2 separate regions of the Homo sapiens genome follow, and region 2 is linked to region 1. The links are chromatin contacts, found by Hi-C or POLR2A ChIA-PET in ENCODE. All regions are on one chromosome and are shown on one strand. Each heading gives the region's core, a stretch centred on a gene start or an enhancer-like site at or near the end of the contact. The rest is flanking DNA. Distances are from core to core; before and after follow the strand shown.

Region 1 (6,547 bases), core at 124-2,623:
TATCTTAACCTTTTATTTTCCTCATCTGTAAAATGAAAAACACAATAGTAGTCATGGAGTTGTTGTGAGTGTTAAATGAGAAAATGCACGTGTAGTGCCAAGCCAACAGTAAGCACTCAAGATATGTTCATTATTCATATTATAACATTGCTACTTTAAATTATTTCAGGAGCGAGAGGTGCAAAAGAGAAATATAATTATTTATTCTCCTATTTCAAAGTTTGATCTTTATCTCCCGTCTTCTTCTTCCTGTCTCATGAATTGTCTTTCAAGCAAATTATTTGCTGCTGTTTCTGCACTTTAATGAAACTCCTTCTACTATGTTACAGGCTAGTGCTTCCCAAACTTACTCGATCTTAAGAATCAGCAGAAGCACTTACTAAAAATACAAATTTCAGCTGGGTGTGGTGGCTCATGCCTGTAATCCCAGAACTTTGGGAGGTTGAGGTGGGAGGATTGCTTGAGGCCAGGAGTTGAAACCAGCCTGGACAACAGAGTGAGACCCCATCTCTATTTTTTAAAAAATACAGATTTCTAGTCTTTTTTTTTTTTTTTTTTTTTTTTGACAGAGTCTCGCTCTTTCACCCAGGCTGGAGTGCAATGGCACAGTCTCAGCTCCCTGCAACCTCCACTTCCTGGGTTCAAGTGATTCTCCTGCCTCAGCCTCCCCAAGTAGCTGGGATTACAGGAGCCTGCCACTACGCCCAGCTAATTTTTGTATTTTTAGTAGAGATGGGGTTTCACCATGTTGGCCAGGCTGGTCTTGAACTCCTGACCTCGTGATCCACCCACCTTGGCCTCCCACAGTGCTGGGATTACAGGTGTGAGCCACCACGCCCTGCCCAGATTTCTAGTCTTACACACCTAAAATTGTTTTATAAATGAATAGCTCTAGAACGGTGTTTCTGGGACTAAAGTATTTTATACCACATTGTCTATACTTTTCTCCAAGAATCTAATCACAGACAAATTTCCACACTTGCTTCCTATGTAGTTAGTGTCCCTTTAACATTTCAATTTTTGTTTCCTTGTTTCCCTTTTGTAACTTTTTCTGCTACTTTTTTTTGGTTGTTCCCTTACCTCTTGTCCTGCCACTTGTGGGAGTCTGTCTTTTTCCAACTCCTGAGGCAATAACAGGTCTTTTCCCACCCATCACTCCAGCACTGCTTTGGGTAAAGTATTTAAGAGCTAAAATTGTTGGCCTGGTTGGGTCAATTGGGGAATGAAGGTATATCCACATTAAGAGAAATAGTTACTCAGTAACTGTTTCAGCCACTTCTTCACAGAGAAAACCATCTGTGCCTTTTTAAATTTTTATTGGCCTGATTGATGGCTCTACAACACAGTGAAGAAGTAGCCCCACCCACCACAGCGTTCTTCATCCTGCTGGGGAAGCCACACAGAGTTGAGACCAAAAAGTACGGAAGGAAGGAAGGTAGAAAGGAAGGAAGGAAGGTTTTATCTGCCTTCCTTTGTTTTCTGTGGATAAATGCCAAATCCCTCTTACTTAAACTTTTCCCCTTTCCTTTACTTTGTCTCCAAGTTTTTCTTAGAATGAATGAGTAAATTGTTCAAATTTTCTCAATAATCTCCCTCCATAACTCATTCCAAAGTTTAATTACTTTGACAGAAGAAAGGGAGGGAAGAAGGAGGGAAGAAAGGAAGGAAAGGAGGGAGGGAAGGAGAGAGGATGGAAAAGAAGGAAAGAAAGAAAAAGAGAGTAAATAAATAAAAAGAAAGGAAGGATGGAAGAAAGAGAGAGGGAGAGAGACAGGGAGAGGAGAGGAGAAGAGAAGGGAAGGGGGGAGGGGGGAGGAGAGGAGGGAGAGGGGAGGGGAGGAGGGGAGAGGAGAGGAGAGAAGAGAATCCTACCTATTAAAATCCTACAATCTGCCCTGCTTTTACCTTAGGGCTGTTCTGACAGTTTCCCCTTGTTACACATGTGTTGCTAGGATAGTACAAGTATTTTCAAGATGAATTCTCTGCCAAAAGGTCTTGCCACTGAGTCATCACCATCTTCATCTTTTTAAAAAACATGAGCAAGCCTCAGCAGCACTTCATTCACATTAGTAAACATTACCTAGGGAAAGAAAGAATAGGCCTCAAGAACATGACATCATCATTAAAAAATAAATGCTTTCTGAGTCCCTACTCAGTGTGTGGCACTGTGTTAGCCCTAGAAATATAAAAATGTGCCTGCTTTTAGTCTCACACGCACACACATATACTCCAATATGTCAAATCCAGAGAAGTGGTGCAGACTAGAAAGATTATCAGAATTCCAAGGAGGGAGCAATTCTGCCCCAAGGGCCGGGGGTGGTCACAAAAGGTAGGGCTCCAGGCCCCAAAGAAAGGGTAGAGAGTTTGAGGGAATTAATGTGAACAAAGACCAGGAAATATTAATGAAAATAGTTTGGGAGAAAATAGTTAGTGTGCCATTTGATGGGAGCAGACAGTTTGTGTGGACTGGAAGATGAGTAGGAGGTAATAATGGAATGGTAGACCATAGTCTGCTTGGAGAGGGCCTTGAATGGCAGGCTAATTAGTGTAGCCTTAGCCTATAAGCAATAAAGAGCACCACTCTCACAGATAGCATAGAGCAGACCACTGAAGCTTCAGAGTACCTTCAATCAAAAGAAGCACGGACATTGATTACAGGAACTTTTGTGAAATGTCTCAAGTCTGTATAACTATTTCCCATATTTGTAACTTTGTTTTCTCCATGGTATCAGTGTTACTTGGGAGGACAGTGAGGAGAGGGTAGCTGGCAAGTTTACGTCCTACCACATAGGCCAGTCTGGAGATGAAAAGGACCCTAAGAAATGGTACGTGGCAGTGGTTTTAAAGTAGAAAGATAGACATGAACAATCTCTGGGGCTCACAGAAGGGAGAGAAAAACAATCTCTGGGGCTCACAGAAGGGCTTTTCATATGTTCACAGCATGCAGTCCCACACTGGCATATTGGGGGCCAGCGTGGGACTGCAAAATGCCTTTGAGGGCCTAACTGGAAGGAATCCTAGATAGTTCCTGCCAGCCCCTTAACCTGCTGAATTTCTCCAATAGCATATCTCATGGCAGTTTAAAGGAGGAGACTTAAATGGATGTTGTTAACTGAATGCACCATTTTGTGAACTCCAGAGAGCTCTGGGAATATTCTTTAAATATCACCTTATTGAATGAACTAAGCGGGATTGACTGGGTACCAGGTAAGATTTAGGTGAGTTTGTTCAGTCTTCTAATTTGAAGTTGCTGCTAATCAGGCACCACTTTCTGCTCTCCTCTGAATTCAAAAATGGCTTCAGTATTGGTGAATGAGCAGTTGTCCATCCGGGATCAGTTGGAAAAGGCTTTTGCCTCCACTGATCTTCTCTTCTAGCTGAGTTGCTCTCTTCCAGTCCTGTGGGCAGCAAGCCACCCAGGTGCCAAGGCAAGAGACCAAGGGCACAAGCTGTTCCAGTATAATAAAATATATAAAATAAGAATAGTTATACTAGTTATAGATGTTAGATATAATTATATATGAATATCATTAATCATTAGTTTGTAGCAATTACTCTTTATTCCAATATTATAATAATCCTCACTCTACAGTCATAACCTAGGAAAAACCAGGCCGTACAGAGATAGGAGCTGAGGGGACATAGTGAGAAGTGAGCAGAAGATGAGTGCGAGCCTTCTGTTATGCCCGGACAGGGCCACCAGAGGGCTCCTTGGTCTAGCAGTAACACCAGCGTCTGGGAAGACGCCCATTGCCAAGTGGACTGTGGTCAAGCGGTAGCATCAGTGTCAAGGAAAAACACCTGCTACTTAGCAGAGCGGGAAAGGGAGTCTCCCTTTCCCCGGGGGAGTTTAGAGAAGACTCTACTCTTCCACCTCTTGTGGAGGGCCTGACATCAGTCAGGCCCACCCACAGTTATCCAGAGGCCTAACTGACTCCCTGTGATGCTGTGCTTCAGTGGTCACACTCCTAGTCTGCCTTCATGTTCCATCCTGTACACCTGGCTCTGTCTTTTAGATAACAGTAGCAAAATTAGTGAAAGTACTAAAAGTCTCTGATATGCAGAAATAATGGCATAAGCTGTCTCTCTCTCTCCATCTCTCTCTCTACCTCAGCTGCCAGGCAGGGAAGGGCCCCCTGTCTAGTGGACATGTGACCCACGTGACCTTACCTATCATTGGAGATGGCTCACACTCCTTACCCTGCCCCTTTGTTTTGTATCCAATAAATATCAATGCAGCCTGGTATTTGGGGCCACTACTGGTCTCTGCGTCTTGGTAATAGTGGTCCCCTGGGCCCAACTGGCTTTTCTTTTATCTCTTTGTCTTGTGTCTTTATTTCTACACTCTCTTGTCTCTGCACATGGGGAGAAAACCCACCAATCCTGTGGGGCTGGACCCTACACAGTCCTAAATTTAACCCTATCCCTCCTTTGCAAGTAAAGGGGTCATTAACATTTAGCTGATGGAGCACAAAGTGATCAGAAAGACCTGTTGCTTCCTTTCATCAACTCTGCCCATTAGCCAAGCAGAAAAGAAATATTGGTTTCTTAATTGACTTTCATAATCACTTTCATAATCGTTTTGCATGTGGTACATACTAGGTACTCAATAAGTATTTGCTGAACAAAGGAATGAATGAATGTTGGACACTATCCTAGGTCCTGGCCATGCATCAGTAAAGAAGAAATAAATAGACAAAAATCCCTACCCCCATGGAGGTCATATTCTAGTGACAGAAAAGAAGGAACCATAGGGTCCCAAATCCTACTAGAAACAGCACTAAGCACATAATAGGTACTCAGTAGATATGTGGGGAAATGGGAGACACTCTAATATAATAATGCATATAGCTTATGTTTCTCCTTCTCAGTCTCATTGAAAAACATCATTATCCTCAAATAATTAAAAATAGAATAATGAGCCTACAAGTTCAAGACCAGCCTGGGCAACATAGCAAGACCTTGTCTCTACTAAAAATAAAAATAGGATTAACCTATAATCCAGCCATTTCACTACTAGGTATATTCCCAAGAGAGTTGAAAGCATAAAATCAAACAGATAAATATTCCTATGTCAATGTTCATAGCAGCATTATCCACAGTAGCCAAAAAGTGGAAGCAACCCAAATGTCCATCAGCAGATGAATGAAGAAACAAAATATGGTATATACATAAAATGAAATATTATCCAGCCTTAAAAAGGAAGGAAATTCTGACACATGCTACAACATGGATGAACCTGGAGAACATTATGCTAAGTGTAATAAGCCAGTCACAAAAAGACAAATTCTATATGACTCCACTTATATGAGTTATCTAGAGTAGTCAAATTCATAGAGATAGAAAGTAGAATTGGGGTTGCCAGGGACTGGGGGGAGGAAGGAATGGGGAGTTACTGTGAAATGAGTATAGAGTTTCAGTTTTGCAAGATGAAACAGTTTTGTAGATTGGTTCCACAATAATGTGAATATACTTCTCATTACTAAACTGTACACTTAGAAATGGTTGTGATGATAAATTTTATGTTATGTGTATTTTGCCACAATTAGAAAATTTTTAAAGCCACTTATTAAACATTCTTTTTTTTAGAATTGTACAAAGATTAACAAACACGAACCCTTTGCTGGAGTTTACATTGTAATACAGACCCTTCATGATGTGGCCAGGCATGTCAAGGCCATACGGACAAGAGAAGACAAACATTCAGCCTAGATACGGAGAGGAAGCTGAATATTTACATTACCCAACAGAGCAAAGATGAGTGCATTTTAGGATGGAGGGAGGGCAGGCTGTCCACACAGTGTGACTTGACTAAATACTACTGGTGATCCATTTCTCAAAAATATATCAACTCCATTGCTTGTCATATGTTCTGAAATTTTAGCTCTTTCTTTTGACTCTTTAAGGATTAGGAAATTCTGCAATTCCTTAGGAGTAGACAAAGAAACCAGAAAGGGGCAAGATTATTTTCTAGCTAACAGTTGGCCTCCCATTTTTTTTTTATTATAGGGGTCCAAGATGAGAGAGGAAGCAATGGGAGAAGAAAGGAGACGGGTGGGCAACCAAGATCAACTTCCCCCTTTCACACCCATGTGGAGGAGGCTGGAGAGGCAAGGGATATTGATGTATCAAGTCCACACTCACAGACTTAGAGGACCTGTTGGCCCATCAAATAATGGAGAGTCAAGGAAAACCATTTCCAAACATTAGTACTGACCAGCCTCCAGAGGTAATGGTCTCCATTCCTGCTGCCAGAAGTACACCAGCAGAGGCTGAGGTGGGGATAGGATGTTTCTCCCAACTTTACATTCTATGCATCTCTTAACAGAGACAGCAGGGTGAACCCCCTTTACCTTATCGCATCAGTACAGTCACACCTCAATCCCTCAGGTGCTGCCAACTGTGTGTGTGAGATTCTAGAGAGAGAGATCTTTGCATTCTCCATGAGGGTAAAGTTTGCTGGGCAGGATTCTTTAAATCACATCACAAAGGCCTTTTCATCTTAAAGAAACAAACTGTTTCTAAGGACTTTAGCACATTGTTTATG
Region 2 (6,361 bases), core at 701-3,200, 60 kb before region 1:
ATTCAAAAGATGTCGAACACAGGGTCAAGCCTAGAATAAGAAGTCTTAGCTAATTAAGTATGCTTTTTTCCCCAGATCCATATTAACAAAAACTTGGATATGTCAGAGAATGCATTCTAAGTTCACTCAACCTAGGAGGGAGAAACATAATTTTAAATTAAGAGCTGAAGCATTCTTGCCCTAACAAAAAGCAAGGAAAATCAAATATCACACCACAGGCGGGATTTCACAAATTAGTGTCAACATCCAAACCTTAAAATAGGCAAGGAAAATGCAGATTCACAATTAACTCTTGTACTTGTTTTGTTCAGAGAAGAGATGGTTCTGAGAGAATGACAGTGAATTAACCCCAACTGGTTTAGTTGGTACTTTCAATTGCTGCTTCTGATAAACTCCTTTAGCTAGAATAAATTGATTAGGATTTTGGCATGTGATATTAGAGATGGTTATTAATTTTTTCCTCTTATTTGCATTGTTCAATGTAGTAAATACTAGCTGTATATGGCTACTTAAATTCAAATTAATTACAATGAAATGTACTTAAATAATGAATTTTTTAGTCACTGTTGGTTCATTAATGAATATCTTCAGCTAAGATTTCCCAACTAAATACACTAAGAGGTGGCTTAGTTAACTGGTTGTCCACAAAAATTGAGGCTGTTAACTCCTGATATATTCTCTGCAAATAGAATATTCAGTGAGCCTCCTCCTGAAACCAGCAGCCTAGAGATAATTTTATAAATTGGATACAAGTTGGAAATCTATAGTCTTTAAGTTTTTGAAATATCAGCTTCCCAGGGAAGAAAACCAAATTCATAAGATATGTTAGGACAATTTAACTCAAGATGTTCAAAACTGAAATGACATATTCTACAATATGTGATAAAACCACCCCCTAACAACTTAAAGCAAAACAAGGATTGACCTTAAAGACCTGCCTTTTCCTCATCCCCCAGCCAGTTTTCAAATCTTGCATTTTTGAAAGGTTCTTATCCCCCTAGTCTCTTGTTTCTAGACTTTGCACATATTCAAGTTTGTTACGTCTATTTACTGACTTTCCTCTCTTCAAACAGTATCTATGTCTGCCAAATGTGAACATACAAAAAACAAATCAGAATGTGCCATTCTGATTTAAACTGCTTATTAGTTAATACCCTCAAGATAACATCTAGGTTCTTAGCTGCACTGAGTCAAGCCCACTTACATCTTTGTTTTCGGGTGCACTTTTCCTATCACATCACACTCCAGCAATGCCAAGCTGTGCCAGCCTTCTACCTCCTTTCCACTATTTTGCCCCCGCCGAAGCGGCCTTTGAAGCTTTTCGTCCCCCGGCGCCGCGGCTTTTTGCCACCCCGGGTTTTTGCCGCCGCGGCTTTTTGCCCCCGCCGCCGTGGCTTGCTGCCGCCGCTGCCGCGGTTTTTTGTGGTTTTTTACCCCAGCTCCCACTGCTTTTTGCCCCCACCGCGGCGGCTTTTTGCTGGTTTTCGCCCCTGCCGCCGCGGCTTTTTGCCCCCGCCTCAGCGGCTTTTTCTCGCCGCGACTTTTTTCACCCGCACCGAGGCTTTTGCAGCTTTTTGCCCCCTGCCGTCGCGGCTTTTTGCCTCCGCCGCCGCGGCTTTTCGCCCCCGTCGCCGCGGCTTTTGCGGCCTTTTGCCTGGGCCGCCGCGGCTTCTTGCCCCCACCGTCGCGGCTTCTTGCCACCGCTGCTTTTTACCCCCGCCACCGTGGCTTTTTGCCCCCGCTGCCGAGGTTTTCTGCCGCCGCTGCCGCGGCTTTTTGTGGTTTTTTTGCCCCAGCTCCCACTGCTTTTCGCCCCACTCCGCCGCGGCTTTTTCCCCCGCCGCCGCGCATTTTTGCCACCGCGGCTTTTTGCCCCCGTCGCCGCTTTTTGCCGCTGCAGCTTTTTGCCCCCGCTGCCGAGGTTTTCTGCCGCCGCTGCCTCGGCTTTTTGTGGTTTTTTGCCCCAGCTCCCACTGCTTTTCGCTCCCCCCTCCGCGGCTTTTTGCGGCTTTTAGCCCCCGACGCCGCGGCTTTTTGCGCCCGCCGCCGCGGCTTTCTGCTGCCACGGCTTTTTGCCCCCCGCCGCCGCGGCTTTTTGCCCCCCGCCGCCGCGACTTTCTGCCCCCGCCGCCGCGGCTTTTTGCTCCCGCGGCATTTTGCCCCCTGCCGCCGCGGCTTTTTGCCCCCGCCGCCGCTTTTTGCCGCCGCGGCTTTCTGCTCCCGCCGCCGCGGCTCTGAGGGCGGGAGCGGCAGACTCCGCTGCCAGCTCTACTGGCGTCCTGGCAAGGGCAGCGCCGAGGGGCTCTCCCGGCTCGGGGGTTCCTTGCCTAGGCGCCCGAGCCCCGGGCTCCCTGCCTCGGCCGCTGTGGCCTGCATAGGGCGGCACTGCGCGCGGAGGCGATGGGAGAGAAGAAGGAGGGCGGTGGCGGGGGTGATGCAGCGGCCGCTGAGGGTGGCGCAGGGGCCCCGGCCAGCCCGGGGCTGCAGCAGTGCGGACAGCTCCAGAAGCTCATCGGCATCTCCATTGGCAGCCTGCGCGGGCTGCGCACCAAGTGCGCTGTGTCCAACGACCTCACCGAGCAGGAGATACGGACCCTGGAGGTAAGGGGTTTGGGGACCCGGGCTGGGCTCGAGCAGCGGCCCGGACACCTCCCTTGGGGCCCCAGTTCACTCCTGGCCGAGTTGCATCCTTGAGCCCGCGTCGCGCCCTTGGAGGCTTCCCCTCCCTCCTGCACTCGCTGATGCGGCAGCCGAGAGACCCGGGACCAGCCCTCACCTTGGGCAGGATTTGTGGGGCGGGTGCTTGGTGGGAACTGGGATGGAGGCGCTAGGGTCCCGTGGGGCGGGGAGGGTGAGGGTGGGCTGCGCGCGGACATCCCCTTACCCCCGAATTTCCATCTGGTCCGGCCCTCTCATCTTGTAGGTGAGGAAACCAAAGGCCCGAGGGAGAACTGACTTGCCAGGAACCCCTGTTAAGGAGAATTACCAAAGTGTGGTTATTAAAGGAGAACTGAGTTGGGAGTCAGACCTGGAGTCCCACACCCTTGGTTAAGTCATTATACCACCTTGAGTCTGGCCTGTTGACTGAGGGTGAGCCACTCCATCCTCGTCTGATTGTGGGGTCTTGACCTCAAGGGGTTTCGTGCAGGAAGAAGCAAATGGGTTTGCTTTCCTAGCTCTGTCCAGTACCTTAGGGACCCTGAGGACTGAAGCGATTCTTGGAGAGCCATCTGGTGTATGTCATGCGTGGGCCTTTCTTGAAGGTCTGTCTGCCCAGTGGGCTGGCTCAGCCCGAATGAACTGTCTTGAATCTTTGGAGTTGTCTGTGTACTTTTAAGGGCTTCTCATCCTTGCACCAAAAGATCCCCTGGAAATTAGGTGGGAAAACCTTACCTTTTGTGGGGCCTTGTGTTTGTCTTAAAAGTTCATGCACATGGCCAGGTGTGGTGGCTCACACCTGTTATCCTGTCCTGGATCCCTTGAGTCAAAGAGTTTGAGACCAACCTGGACAATACAGTGAGACCCCGTCTCTACAAAAGATAAAATATTAGCCAGGGGTGGCTGTGCGCATCTGTAGTCCCAGCTAGTACTGTGGCTGAGGCGGGAGGAGCACTTGAGCCTGCACTGAGCTGTGATCTCACCAGTGTACTCCAGCCTGGGCCACAGAGCAAGACCTTGACTCAAAAACAACAACAACAACAACAAAAATTCTTGAAGATTTTGCATTCTGTCCCACTATCCATTGGTTTTCGTGTCAAGATAATGTGAGAAATTCTTTACAATTGCTTCCAGAAGGAATAGCCTTTTGATTTAGTGCACAGGTGTCCAGTCTTTTGGCTTCTCAGGCCCACATTGGAAGAAGAATGCTCCTGGGCCACACATAAAATACACTAATGCTAACAACAGCTAATGAGCTTAAAAAAAAAAAAAAAAAAAAGGTTTGTGCAGAATTTTGATGATACCCACCACCAAAGATAGGCGGAAAAGTCCTTGTAGTCACAGGGTTGGACACGGCTGATCTAGTGTCTTGTCGTCCGTTTTGGCTTTCTCCCGGTTTCCAGAATGCAGGTAGAGATGTAGAGACGTGCTCTCAGGACAGCTGTTGAGATAAAAAAATTCGTTGTCATTTATTCCCAAGGACAGCTGTTTGTCATTTGCATTGAAAAAGTCTCCATTCAAACTGCTGTCACATATAAAATCTATTTATATAAGTCTGTATTTTTCTGTTGTCTTGGCCTTTGTGGGCAGTAGTGTGTTTTAACCGAGCAAACTGTCCTTCCAAATAATGAAGCCGAAGTCAGCCTGCCTGCTTGCCATTTTTCTTCCCCTTCCATTTTTCTAACCTCAGGATAGTTGTAAGAATGAATTAAGATTTGTGTTTAAGGCCGGGCACAGTGTCTCAGGCCTGTAATCCCAGCACTTTGGGAGGCGGAGACGGATGTATCACTTGAGCTCAGGAGTCCAAGACCAGCCTGGGCAACATACTGAGACTCCGTCTTGTATAATTAAATTAAAATTTAAAAAAAGAAGAAAAAAAGACCTGTGCTTAAAATTTAAAAAAAGGGGGGAAAGTGTAATGTGAAATGTAGACTATGCCAGCCATGATTGGGAAAAATAATTTTTCATACAGCATTATCTGTAGACTTGTATTAGCAGCATACTGGTCATAAGCGTTTTGCTTTCCTCAAATATGATGAGGTAAGCTACTTTAAAGTGTGGTGGGGCTTTCTTCCATGTGGCTCCTGGAGGTGTTGAGTCCCAATTTAGCCAATTAATTTGGGTTTAGTTTTGATATGGATAAGGGAGACCAGCTTCATTCATGGTGCACACACAGTTTTGCCAATAAGGAAAAAAAAAAGCCACCTGAATGTTCCTACTCATTAGATGCTATCTGGAGAGCTCCTACCCCACCCGCACCAAGGCCCGGGCCCTTAAAAAGACTCAGTGCAGCCTTTCTGTATCTCATACTGTATTCTGCAAGATGCTCCTGTGAAAGAAAGTTGTGCTGCACCAGCCATCTCCCTCCTGAAGATCCCTGCGGATGAGGATTTGTGTTTTAAAGGTTCTGAGAAGTCCTGCAACAACAGTTCTCAAACTTATTTGTCCAGGGGATCTTTTCTTCCACTGAACGTAGTTGGGGAGACACGGCCTTAAGCCTTGAGCAGAGAAAGAGACAAGAAACTGTTGGCTCACTTACAACCAAGTGTTGTGTTTATGTTTTAGGTTTTTATGAAACTGAGGTGCTGTTTGAGGTTCTAAATCAAACTGGGTGGTTGAAGAGAGGCTGGTATCCCTGTAGACTTAGCCAGCCATGAGAGGTTGCCTTTTGTTGAAGGACGTGTTTTACAAAGGGAAATAGGGTGTCTCTTGGGCATCACATTAGCACTTAAATACATGTATCACTGAAATGAAATGAAATGATGAAATGATGAAATGATGAAATGAAATGGTCAAATGAAGAAACGAAATGATGAAATGATGAAATGAAATGATGAAATGAAATGATGAGATGAAATGATGAAATGATGAAATGAAATGATCAAATGAAGAAACGTAATGATGAAATGATGAAATGAAGAAATGAAGAAATGAAATGATGAAATGATGAAATGATGAGATGAAATGAAATAATGAAATGATGAAATGAAATTGAATGATGAAATGAAATAATGAAATGATGAAACAAAATGGTGAAATGAAATGAGGAAATGAAATGAAATGATGAAATGAACTGATGAAGTGAAATAATGAAATGATGAAAAGATGAAATGATGAAATGAAATGCTATGAAATGATGAAGTGAAACAATGAAATGATGAAATGAGAAGATGAAATGAAATGATATGAAATGATGAGATGAAATGTAATGAAGTTATGAAGTGAAATGATGAAATGATGAAATAATGAAATGAAATGACGAAATGATGAATTGATGACATGAAATGAAATGCAATGACGAGATTAAAAGGTGAAATGAAACGAAATGATTAAATGAAATGAGATGAAAAGATGAAATGATGAGATGAAATGAAATCATGAGATGAAATGATGAAATGAAATGATAAGATGAAATGAGAAATTGAATGATGAAATGATGAAATGGTGAAATGAAATGAAGTGAAATGAAATGATGAAATGATGAAATGAAGAAATGATATGAAATGATGAAATGAAGTGAAATAATGAAATGATGAAATAAGGAAATGAAATGAATTGACAAAATGAAATGATGAAATGAATGACAAAATGAAAAGATGAAATGAAATGAAATAATGAAATGAGATGAAAAGATGCTATGAATTGATGAGATGAAATGAAATCATGAGATGAAATGATGAGATGAAATCATGAGATGATGAGA

The links. Hi-C counts contacts between places; a loop is a spot of excess contacts on that map. ChIA-PET counts read pairs that join two places held with the same protein, here RNA polymerase II (POLR2A). Pooled maps may share reads with other maps.
Region 2: a loop to region 1 is called in a map of HCT116, with 7 times the contacts of the local background. The contact joins two enhancer-like sites. A Hi-C loop is called at or near these places in 3 of 168 maps with a recorded cell type or tissue (B cell, CD4-positive, alpha-beta memory T cell and HCT116) and 1 of 50 pooled maps. POLR2A ChIA-PET finds 5 or more read pairs at or near these places in 1 of 52 experiments (OCI-LY7).

Annotation. Positions count from the first base shown.
Region 1 is chr7:65,444,462-65,451,008 of GRCh38, reverse strand. No RefSeq gene overlaps it. Among named protein-coding and RNA genes, the nearest start is that of ZNF92, 74 kb to the right of the region's middle. Within about 2 kb of position 1,373, at least 2 of the 41 ENCODE cell types and tissues checked have a DNase peak (open chromatin) inside an H3K27ac peak, as active enhancers do.
Region 2 is chr7:65,505,018-65,511,378 of GRCh38, reverse strand. It overlaps the pseudogene LOC101929322. Among named protein-coding and RNA genes, the nearest start is that of ZNF92, 130 kb to the right of the region's middle. RefSeq lists an enhancer at 1,194-2,192. Within about 2 kb of position 1,950, at least 2 of the 41 ENCODE cell types and tissues checked have a DNase peak (open chromatin) inside an H3K27ac peak, as active enhancers do.